Linked DNA regions of Homo sapiens: region 2 is linked to region 1. The links are chromatin contacts, found by Hi-C or POLR2A ChIA-PET in ENCODE. All regions are on one chromosome and are shown on one strand. The core of a region is the stretch at or near the end of the contact, and the rest is flanking DNA. Distances in the headings are between cores, read along the strand shown. Region 1 overlaps LOC105374511 (a long non-coding RNA gene). Region 2 overlaps LOC105374511 (a long non-coding RNA gene).

Region 1 (5,825 bases), core at 234-2,733:
TCTGAATCTGGGAGTCTCTCCCTACTCTTCTTAGATCATCACTATTTTCCATTTCTCTTTGCTCCCTCCTTAATTCTGTTATGTCATTTACCATGCCCTCTGCCTTACTTGGGAAAAATGCATGCACAAACCCAAAATTGGAACAGTTTTCAAATCAGAAAATGCTATTTCTAGGGTGATTTGTCATCTTTAATTATTTACTTCAAAACCTATATAATACTCCTTCTACTCTTGCTTGCTTTGCTGGTTTACTGATTATTTATTATCCAGTACCTGCTATCTGCAGTCTCTGCAAAAGATGTTCAACATACACATAATGTAGCTCAGACCCTGCCCTCAAGACACTCACACTTAACTACAGACAATAGTCAACAAATATTTGAAATCAAGTATGATGGAATATATGACTGGGATATAAACCAAAGAACTAGTTAGTCAGCATATACTGAGTTCAAATTCCAGCTCTATTTTGTACATGTGATGCAATTTTTGGAAAATTATTTATACTCTCTGTGCCTCAGTCTCCTTACCTGTAAAATGGAGATACTGTTAGTACCTCCTCCATAGGGTTGTTGCTAGGATTAAGTGAGTTAATATATTAAAAGGGTCTTGTAATTTTGACTGGTCCAAAGTAAATGCAAAAAAAGCTTTGCTTTTATTAAATGGTGAAAAAAGTGGAGTGCGCGATAAAGTGAAATGGAGTAGGTGCTGCCCATGGATGTCTTTCCATAAAGAGGGACTATTCGAGTTGTGCTTTGAGAGAAGAGAAGATTTTGCCAAGTGGGTGAGGTGTGGAAGGCATGCCATTCAGAGGTGAGCATGTGCCAAAGGAGAAAATGTGAAAAGGCTCCTTTGAGCACCCTGCATAGAGGGATATGGCTGAAGTGTAGGGGAGATGGAAGGAAATTTTGGAAGGAAAGAAGTACGGAAAAGAGGCTGGGGCCAGATCTTAGAGGATTCACAGATGTCCTGGAAAGATGCTGGTATCTCACTCTATAGAAAACAGAATTTGAAGAGTGTTAAGCAGATTTGCTTTGTCAAACCATGACAGTGGTCTCAGGTAATGGTTTTTCCCTTTAAAAATAATGGGAGGGTAAAGAAGGTCACATATACATTTTCTTTCAAGGATTTTTTTTTCCCTTGAGGTGTGTCCATTTTCTTGTTTGAGGATTGACTCATGAAAGCCAGAAAATATCTGCCAATCATCTTGGGTTACATAAATGAACTGATTTTCTGGATATACTCATGTTTCAGATTGTTTTTCCTCTTCTCTCTCCAAAAATTCTGAGGGTTTCTCATCGAACTCTTTGCCTTGGTCATGTTTATTCTTCTACTTCCTTCTTGGCAAACATCCAAACCTCAGGGTAACCAGGAAGAGGCTAACAAGGTTTAGACATTATCCCTTCTGAAAAGCGACTCACAGATGAAAAGTATTTTTTCCTCCATTGGAATTATTATTCGACTAACATCGGATCCAGGATTTGTACTATTGAAAGTTACTAGAACTCTGTGGAAAACTGAGTGTGTGTAAGCCCTCTTTACCTTGCACAAAGTGGCGGTGTACTTGTGCCTGCAATGAGAACTTTCTCCCTCCCCAGTTCTCTGTTACTTGATCTTGTTATGTTTTTTCTTACCGTACAGAGACTGAGCACAAATTTGTGGGGCATGACTCATCATACACAATGCATCTCTCTGCTGTAATGCACCAGTGCTTCCACAACAACCAGGTTTTAGCGATATCAAATGCCATTACACAGTCAATGAAGTGTCAGAGAAACACAGTGGGATGACATTGTTCACAGGCAGATGGATCCCTGTTTTAGATAGCAGCCTCAGTCCTCAGGCCCAGGTGAGAGTGTCTGTGCCCTCCTTCATGCACACACGTGTTTGGCAGCAGAATTGTGGATGTCACATTCTTAATACATTTTCTTCTCTTTTTCCGCTGGCATTGAGTTCATATCTTTAAGGATTCATAGTTTTTTTTTTCTATTTTGAACTAGACTCATTTAATTTCTGTGAAACTTATCTCCTCCCACCTAACTCTGCTAAAAACAAAAGTTAACACAATAATTTATTTGTTTTTGTTAGATGTTTAAGGGTATGCACAAATCAGGGAGAAAAATTTTAGTGTCACTAGATATTGTATTTATAATGATGGCATGATCTTCCAAAAAGGGCCACGTCTTATTTTTCTACTAAGGAAAATATAGAACTGAATACATAGATACTCAATAGAGGTTTGATGAATGAGGAAATTAATTATTTCCCTGACTTTCTGGTTTATAAGGCAATCTACAGGTTAGTTGGCTAAACAGTCTATCCACCTCTAGGTCTGTAATACTCTTATCAAAGGGTCATCTAGCCTAGCTTGCATACTCTTAGAAACTTTGGCTCATTAACTCCCAGACACTAACCAGGATTTGGATAAATATGGTCATTATATAGTTCTTGCTTATATTAAAGTTCGAATGTCTCTGTTTTTTAATTATCAATCCAGACTATGTCTGTACTTTAGATAAATGATTAGCCTAAAAATCCAAGAGAGTTCTAAAATCCAGTTTTCTATCAGTGAAACAACCAAAGTGATCCACACTGTAGCAATGCAATATCAGTATTTCATTTAGTGAGCACTTATTCTCATACCTTTTCATTTGTGATTACCTATTATCTGTTAACAATTTGGAATTTATCTCTTCAGAATGTGAAATGTCTTTCTCCTGTTCTCAAATTTTTCTTCTGGATATTGCATAAATGTATTATAATGTCTTAGCTTTCTTTTCAGAATAGCAGTTTTATGTTTTCTACATAAGGAATGTGATTCATATTTTTCAGCATCTAACATCTCTATGAGAGCATGATGGTACATACATTTTTCTGGATTTTTATTGATTTTAATTGGACTGGCAAGCAAAGAGAAGCAGCAGAATCTAGGTGTTAAAGCCTGGTTCCATCTCTCTAAGTTAGAAGCCTGGTTCTGCCTCTATCTGTGAGAACTTAAGTAATTCCTTTTACTTCTTTATGCCTGCATTCTCTAATTTATGAAATCATTGATCTAAATAATGAAGAGCGAGAATTTCTCAAAGAAAATGTTGTTTATTTGGGAATAGGTGTTACAATGGGAACACTGGTGTCATAGTAAACTATGTGTGTATTCAGGGAGGTAAAGGAAAACAAAGGTTTTTTCAGGAAAAATAGAGTATTACCTAATTGTTTTGAGATAATTATCCTTGGTGGCAAGGAACAAAAAAAAAGGTGGCATCAGTCCAAAGTTGGACTAGCAGTTGCTGAGCAGTTTTTTGGTGTGTAAGGTAGTGATGGCCTTTGTGCAAGGTTGTGGTTTTTGTAGTCTTTTGTGATTGTTTTTGTTACTAGGCATTCATGCATGATAATCCTTCATGGCCTTCTCTGGCTCTGTTTTTTGGGTTTTTGTTTTGTATTGCTGTTAACACAAGTGAATTTATTTTGACTCTGACAACTTCCACAAAATGTTTAAAATACTAAAACTACCAGGGCCATATTGTGAGTATGAAACAATTTAATTGCCATGAAGTGCTTTTAAGAGTAACTATTTCAAACTAAGCAGTTGATAATGGTAAGCTGTTCTTTAGAGCTTGGCTAAAATCTCTGTCTGTGATCCATAATTTGTATTTCTCTCCACAATTCTGCAATGTCCAGATGAGTATTACTAGCAGGCATCACAAGATAACAATCTTTTTCTGAAAATCTCTATTCAGATCCACACATCAACAGGACTTCTTGCCTCCAATCACAGGATCCAGGGTTTTTTGGTTTTGTTTTGTTTTTTTTATAAAGACAGCTTTGCGGAGGACTAGCAAAGGGTCTTTATTCCAAATTATCTCCTCTAATGACTAAGTTGGAGGCCCTGGTAAAAATGTTCACTGTAATAAGTTATAAAACTAACATTTACGGATCATTTACTATTTGCACAATACTAAAGCATGATTCTAAGTATTTTACATGTGCAAACTTTCTTAATCTAACTTTTTTTTTTGAGATAAGGTCTCATTCTGTCACTCAGGCTGGAGTGCAGTGGTGCCATCAAGGCTCACTGTAGCCTCTACCTCCCAGGCTTAAGTGATCCTCCCTCCTTAGCCTCCTGAGTAGCTAGGACTACAGACATGCACCACCACACCTAGCTAAATCTTTTATTTTTTAGTAGAGACAGGGTGTATTAGTTCGTTCTTACACTTCTAATAAAGACCTACCTGAGACTTGGTAATTTATAAAGAAAAGAAGTTCAATTTACTCACAGTTCTACATGGCTTGGGGGGCCTCACAATCATGGCTGAAGGCAAATTGAGGAGCCAAGTCACGTCTTACATGGCAGCAGGTGAGAGAGCTTGTGTAGGAGAACTCCCCTTTATAAAACCATCAGATCTAGTGAGATGTATTCATTATCACTAGGACAGTACAGGAAAGATCCGCCCCCATGAATCAATTACCTCTCACCGGGTCCTTCCCAGAACACGTAGGAATTATGGGAGCTACAATTCAAGATTTGGGTAGGGACACAGCCAAATCATATCACAGGTTTTCATCGTGTTGCCCAGGCTAATCTAGAACTGTTGGGCTCAAGGGGTCTGCTCACCTCAGCCTCCCAAAGTGCTAGAATTACAGGTGTGAGCCACCATTCCAGGCCTGTTTTTTTCTTTTTGTTTTTTTAATTTTTTGGAGACAGTCTCACTGTGCTGTGTCACCTAGGCTGGAGTGCAGTGGTGCAAACTTGGCTCACTGCAACCTCTGCCTCCCAGGTTCAAGTGATTCTCATGCCTCAGCGTCCCAAGTAGCTGAGATTACAGGCATGCATCACCACACCTGGCTAATTTTTGTACTTTTAGTAGACAGGTTCTTGGAGTTTCACCATGTTGCCAGGCTGGTCTCAAACTTCTAGCCTCAAGTGATCCTCCTGCCTCGGCCTCCCAAAGTGCTGGGATTACAGGCATGAGCCACTGTGCCTGGCCTCAAATTGTATTCTTAGACAACCCAGTGAGTTAGCTAATATTATTCCTACTTAATGAATACATAGAATATTTATAGAGAGGCTAAGTAGGTTACCTAAAGTATAATGTTGGTAAAAGTTGGAGATTGGATTTGAACTAGGCAGGCTGATTTCAGAGCTTGAGTTCTTAAACACTCAATTTTTCTGCTTCCTTCTCATATCCAAAAACTTAGGTTATCATCCAATGAAAATAAAAACAGATTTGTTTGTTTCACAACTGTATGCCCTAGGATTTTTCCAGTGTCTGGCACATAGCAGATTCTCTGTAAATACTTAGTGAATTAACGAGCATGCCACACCTCAAGCTCTTTGAATTATTTTATCAGATTAGGTACTTGATAGGTAGAATGGAGGAAAATAATTGAATAAATTTTGAAGTGGATCTAATAAAGATCAGAGAGGAAGATAAAATCTTGAATTTATTGAAATCCTATGGTGATATAATGACACTTGACACTTCTCTATTTGTTATTTTTTAATCATTAACAATTTATGAAATAAGGAATAGTGTCTTTTATTTATACCATGTCAGTTCTTTATTTTCCTTGACTTATTTTTCTCCCTAATAAGAATAAGAGTAAAACAAAACTGTGTACTCTGGTTTAAGTCTGAGAATTACAACAGGGTCAATTGCATCAGACTCTGTGTGACTGGATAACAAGAATAACAGAAGCACTAATAAGCCAGGCAGCTATCAAAATGTCACAAACCAATTTAACAACAAAGCTAAAGTGAACATGAGTTTGCCCCAGGTCACTGATATTTACAGCATGCAAAAACATATAGTTAGTTATCTAAAATATTA
Region 2 (5,915 bases), core at 658-3,157, 38 kb before region 1:
CATCATACTGAAAGGAGAAAAGTTGAATGTTTTTCCTCTAAGACCTGGAATAATGCAAGGAAGCTTGCTTTCAACACTCTTATTCAACATAGAATTGGAAGTTTTAGAACAATTAGACAAAAGAAGAAAATAAAGGGCATATGCATTGGAAAAAAGGAAGTCAAATTATCTCTGTTGCAGGCATAATGTTATGTATAGAAAAACCTAAAGACTCCAACAAAAAACTCTTAGAAATGATGGATATTTTTGTTATTACATGGGAAAAACCTAATTGGGAATAATGGCAAAGCAAATAAAGTCAGAACTGGGAAATGAAGATAAACATATTCCTAATAATATAATTTGACCACATTTATTTAGCCATACCTGCACCTTGACTATCCATGAACTCTCAAGTTATATGAGCCAATAAAACTTTCTCTTTCTTTTGTCTAATTTCAGTTGCAATAAAGGTATGATATGTAAATAATACAACTATCTTGTAACCTTGTTCTCTCAGCCCAGAGCAATGACTTATCCTCATGCTAGCCAGCTACGCATGTCATGAATTTGTGTGACACTCTGTTCTCAAATTGAAGTAATAGTTAACATCTAAAACAATGAGATCTATAGATTATTCAGTTTCTTCCTCTCTTAGAAATGCAAGCTAGGAACATGGAAGGATTTCACAGCTGATTGGAAGAAAGAAAAGAAAAAAGACAGTGGGTTTATAATTAGCTCTTATCTGGGTATTTTTGTGCCATATCACAGAGCCTGTGTGCTAACATTCCAGAGCTGCTGAGAATCTCAACGACTCTCCACTTTCAATCTCCATGAATGAGGACTGGACTTCCTTTAAAAATATATTGTTGAGTTTTTGCTCTTTTCTTTTCTTTTTTCTTTTTTTTTTTTTCAGAGTCTTGCTCTGTCGCCAGTCTGGAGTTCAGTGGCGTGATCTCGGCTCACTGCAACCTCCACCTCCCAGGTTCAAGCAATTCTCCTGTCTCAGCCTCCTGAATAGCTGGGACTACAGGTGTGCACCACCACACCCAGCTTATTTTTGTATTTTTAGTAGAGACAGGGTTTCACCATGTTGGCCAGGATGGTCTGGATCTCTTGACCTCTTGATCTGCCCGCCTCAGACTCCCAAAGTGCTGGGATTACAGGCGTGAGCCACCGCTCCCAGCCTCCTCTTTTATTTTCTTATGTGTGTTAATACAATGAAGTTCTGTTCAGTTGAACTGGTTTGTGTGGCTGTCTGATCATTTTATGAAAAAAATCATAGCTGAAAGATTTATTAATATAAAATCATGTTTATTTTATATTCTCTGAGAAAAGGTCTTTTAAAATAATATGATGTGGTGTCAAGTTTCCTTTTCTGTCTTTTTATTTCCTCCTCTAATTCTATCCAAGATCTCCTTGTATTGAAGTTGATACTTAAGTGAATATATATCTAGCTCAATACCATCTATATTTATACCGGTGCCTGTACTTATGCTGTTTTTTTCTATATACACATTGATATCTTCTTTTATATCATTAAAAAGTTGTTACCTCTGAGATCCAGTTCTGTCGCAGCAAGGGTTATGAATCCAAACTATTTGTCAATAAAACATAATCTGGCAACCAAAAAATAATTTACAATGACTCTTATGGACAATACTTTCCATATTTTTCTCAAATACCATACAGATATGTCATTCCACCTAACAATGCTTTTTTGAAAGCTCCCTTTCACTTTCATTTTCTTTCTGCACATTCCTCAGCTTTCTCTCACATCCATCTTCCAGAATATTCTCTTCAACATCTATCCTTCTCCAAACCAAAGCTTCTTCTGTTAGCCCTACCACTTTTCCTAATTAGTAAAACCTAAGGCCCAATGGGCTCATCTAGAGATAGAAGGACTTTCTCTGGAAGGCTGAACACAAGAAATGGAAGAGAAATGTGTGCTCCCAGGCAGAATTCTTTTTAACAGGAAAGGAAAATGTGAAGTCTGAGAATTCCTTGATTAATGTTTTTCTTGCCACATAAGTATCAATTTACCAGAAACTTTAGGAATATAAAGCAAAATTTAAAGTGTTTATTTTTAAATTGGGGTAATCTATATTTCTGATAACATATTTTCCACATTTTACAATAGGTATAGTTTTTTTAATATTTAAAAAATATAAAGTCATTGAACAAATTAATGAAAAGGCATAAACCTCCAAGCAAAGCAATACTGAAATCTTGAACATCCTTTGGATGTACGATGAGAAATGCAGCAACTTTCCTTTAGACTATTCCCCCTCCAGGTACACATCACTTACTGCTACTTCCCTTAGGATCCATTATTCTCCTAACCTAACCTGGATTTGCTATGTTTTGAAAATGGCACTGCATGAACTATAGCTTTTTCCTGATTCATTCTGTTCTTTGAAAAGGGTGAATGCAGAATCCACACACTCTGTTTCTCTCTGCATTAATGCTGTGCTTTGGTGTGACGCATTGAGTAGAGTCGTGGAGCATCTACCAGGTTGGTTATCCACCGCCTCAGCGGCAGGAGCCTCGTGCCCTCAGGAACTCTGTGGAGCCTTTATTTTTACTATGCCTTCATAAATTGGATAAAGTACTCTTTTGTGCCTTCTTCTTGGCGGAGAGCCTAACAAATGAAGGTTAAGCTTCACTGCTTCCAAAGAAAAGAAGAAAGATATTTCCTCAGTACTTGTGAAGGTCAGCGTGACTAGGTTCACATTAGTCACTATCAAGTAACAAGGAACTGTGAATAGATGCCCAGCTTCTGACTCACCCACCCGCTTATTCATTATGCACTTACAGACCACTTCAGCTCAGGTGCTGGGGATGGAAAGAGCAAGGCATCCTCACGTCCCAGGAGCGACTTTTAGAATAATGGGAAAGATAGGCATGAGGAGATGCAGCCCAAAATAACAATGCTTATGATGAAAATGAAAAAAGTAACACGTACTGATTTCTGTTTACCAAGTGCCGGGAACTGTTCCTAGCACTTTTCATATCTAATGTCACCTCTCAAGAACTAATGTGGCATCATTATTATTGTTATTATTTTCTTTTCTTTTTTCTTTTTTTGAGACGGAATCTCACTCTGTCGCCCAGGCTGGAGTGCAGTGGCGCGATCTCGTCTCACTGCAACCTCTGCCTCCCGGGTTCGAGTGATTCTCCTGCCTCCGCCTCCTGGGTAGCTGGGACTACAGGTGTGTGCCACCATGCCCAGCTAATTTTTTGTATTTTTAGTAGATACAGGGTTTCACCATGTTAGCCAGGATGGTCTTGATCTCCTGGCCTCATGATCTGCCTGCCTCGGCCTCCCAAAGTACTGGAATTACAGACATGAGCCACCGTGCCCAGCCTATTTTCTTCATTTGATAGAGAAAAAAATGAAATCCAAAGTGTCAATGACTCATTCAAGGTCACACAATAATAAGTAGTACAGCCAAACTTCAGACTCTACATTTCTAATTCCAGTATCAGTGATAAAAGCTCAAATAACAGCATGAGTCCAGTACTTCAGGATCCCAGAGAAGTAGGCCAACCACCTGGAAAAGGCGAAGAAGTTTTGACCAAAGATGTGAATGTTCTAGTGGGGCTTGTAAATAAACCATTTTTCACATAAAGATGTTGTAGTAGAAGTGGAATTGTGATGAGTAGGAAAAGGGATCCAAGCATTCATTTACTATCTACACCATAGACTGCATACTGCCAGCCTGTGAGATGAACCCTCTGAAAATATAGTTTGTTTGACCACCAACAACACCACAAAATGTTTTTGTTGTTTATTCTGAGGATTGCAGGACGGTTGGGAATTTGTTCCAGCCCCTCTGCTGGTCTGCTGTGTGGCTAAGTCCATGAGTTCTCTCTCTGGCCTTTATTTTCTCACCCAATTATTTACTTTAGAATCAACTTAAGATATAATGTGCATAAAATAAACTTCAGCAATTGAAAGTTAAAATTTGTTTAGAATTGACAGAGTGACTAAGAGACAGGACATTCCCATATTCTCCAGGGGGTTACTCCTGCCCTCCAACCCTGGCCCCTGGAAACCACTGAAATTCCTTTTTGTTCCTGCTTTGTATGATTCTATATACTTCTAGATGAAGTATTTCATATGTAGTTCTATAGTGATAGTTCTATAATTTTACGTAAATGGAATCATGTAGCATGCCATAATTTATGTCTAGTTTTAATCAGTCAGTATAATGTTTTTTAAGATTTATTCAGGTTGTGCCTATATCAGCCGTTAATTCCCATTTTCATGGAGGAAATTTTTCCACTACCACATTGGAGTTGCCTGTAGGTATTGTCTACTATAATAAAGCTAACATGAATATTGTGCACAAGTCTTGTGTGGACGTATGTTGTCATTTCTTTTGTATGAACATATTTCTTAATTTTTTTCCAGAAACTGTTTTGCAGTGTAGTTATATAATTTTCAACAGTGGTGTATGAGAGTTCTGTTCAGTCCACACTGTTGCCCACCCTTGGTCTTGTGGTCTTGTCAGTCTTTTACATTGTAGCCATTGTGATAGAAATATTTGGTTAAACACAATGCTTTAAGTATTTTTTTAAGCTTGTATTCCATTGCTCATGGCTTACCACTACAGTATTTTTTCCCTGTTTCCTTCCTTCCTTCCTTCCTTCCTTTCTTCCTTTTTTCCTTCCTTCCTTTACCCCTTCCTTTTTCTTTTGTTCATTTGTCCGTTCACTCTTTCTTTATTTCTTTCTTTCGTTTTTCTTTTCTATTTATTCTCAACATTACGTACTGGCTGATGCTAAAGTGCCAAACCATTCTACTACCTGCCTGGCCCTGAAGCCATTTATAGCAGGAGTTTTACACATATTATATTATTTTAACTTCCTAGAAAATATTGTATTCTCATCAGTACTCTAAAAAGTAGGTATTAGCAAGCCCCATTCACAAATGTGGAGGTAAAAACTAAGAAAATGTAGAGGTTAAGTCACACACTTAAAAATAGAAGGCAGCATATAAATCAAGTTAGTCTGATTTCAAAATTGAGTGTTGGCCTTGAGAAAGCAGGAATGACAGATGCGAAGATAAAGCACTAGAGAGAGGACCAGCATATCTGGAGGGTTGTATTGATTGTATGAGTCTTTCGGTAGTACTTACGGCTAGTTAGGGTCAGTTATATAATTGGGTAAGTAATAACACAACATCCTTTGTTTAAACAGCAGAAAAAGTTTAGCTAAAAGTATTAGAATATAGAACGTTTTTCTTTTTTCCACAATATCCCTCTCAACATGTATAGTATTTTATTTGCGACTTATTGTCATTCTAAATAAAGAAAAAATACATTTTAAAATATTAGCATAGATTTTTTGTCAATTATAGTATATAGTGCCAGTGTTAACTGAAATATAATAACATTTACTTCACATGTGGAATCACTGATATTGCATAATATATATTTTGTAGGTCATACATGCATATATATGTCATTTTTATCAGAACAGTAGAAATGCTACACGAAACTAATGCAACTGTTTTTATTTTACTTTTTGACAAATACACATTCTACCAACACTCTCTACCTTCAGCACACTGATAAAGACTTTCAAAAAAAGGAACTATGGGTGCCCTGTGTTTTCGTTTCTCTTTATGTCATAATTTTCATCATAAGTGGTTGGCTAGTGTGAGGAAGGAATGGCATAAGAAAGAATATGATAATTTCTTGGTACTTTGTGTTTCTTGGAATGCCATTGCTTTCTTTCTGCTAGAAGAGAGTTCTGGTTTGAAGAAACAACATGGCCTCTTTGGGCTGTCAGTGCCCCATTTACTCAGTATAAAAGTAACACTCTTACCTCATATTTGCTTTGAGACTTGAGTGCCCCGACATCATGGGTCCATGGGAATTCTGTGCTCATGGTTGTGAGGGTGCATGGCAAGCACTATGTTCAAGTGA

Evidence for each region. A loop is a pair of places that touch in the nucleus more often than their neighbours do. ChIA-PET counts read pairs that join two places held with the same protein, here RNA polymerase II (POLR2A). Pooled maps may share reads with other maps.
Region 2: a map of endothelial cell of umbilical vein shows a loop between it and region 1 (2.9-fold over the local background). The contact joins two enhancer-like sites. A Hi-C loop is called at or near these places in 6 of 168 maps with a recorded cell type or tissue (Calu3, MCF 10A, PC-3 and 3 more) and 4 of 50 pooled maps. POLR2A ChIA-PET finds 5 or more read pairs at or near these places in 3 of 52 experiments (A673, MCF 10A and WTC11).

What each region holds. Positions count from the first base shown.
Region 1 is chr4:19,735,054-19,740,878 of GRCh38, reverse strand. The region is part of intron 2 of LOC105374511 (a long non-coding RNA gene); the gene reads right to left. Among named protein-coding and RNA genes, the nearest start is that of LINC02438, 280 kb to the right of the region's middle. Within about 2 kb of position 1,483, at least 9 of the 41 ENCODE cell types and tissues checked have a DNase peak (open chromatin) inside an H3K27ac peak, as active enhancers do; they include endothelial cell of umbilical vein, where a contact is called at or near this core.
Region 2 is chr4:19,772,968-19,778,882 of GRCh38, reverse strand. The region is part of intron 2 of LOC105374511 (a long non-coding RNA gene); the gene reads right to left. Among named protein-coding and RNA genes, the nearest start is that of LINC02438, 320 kb to the right of the region's middle. RefSeq lists enhancers at 2,577-2,746, 2,083-3,282. Within about 2 kb of position 1,907, at least 3 of the 41 ENCODE cell types and tissues checked have a DNase peak (open chromatin) inside an H3K27ac peak, as active enhancers do; they include endothelial cell of umbilical vein, where a contact is called at or near this core.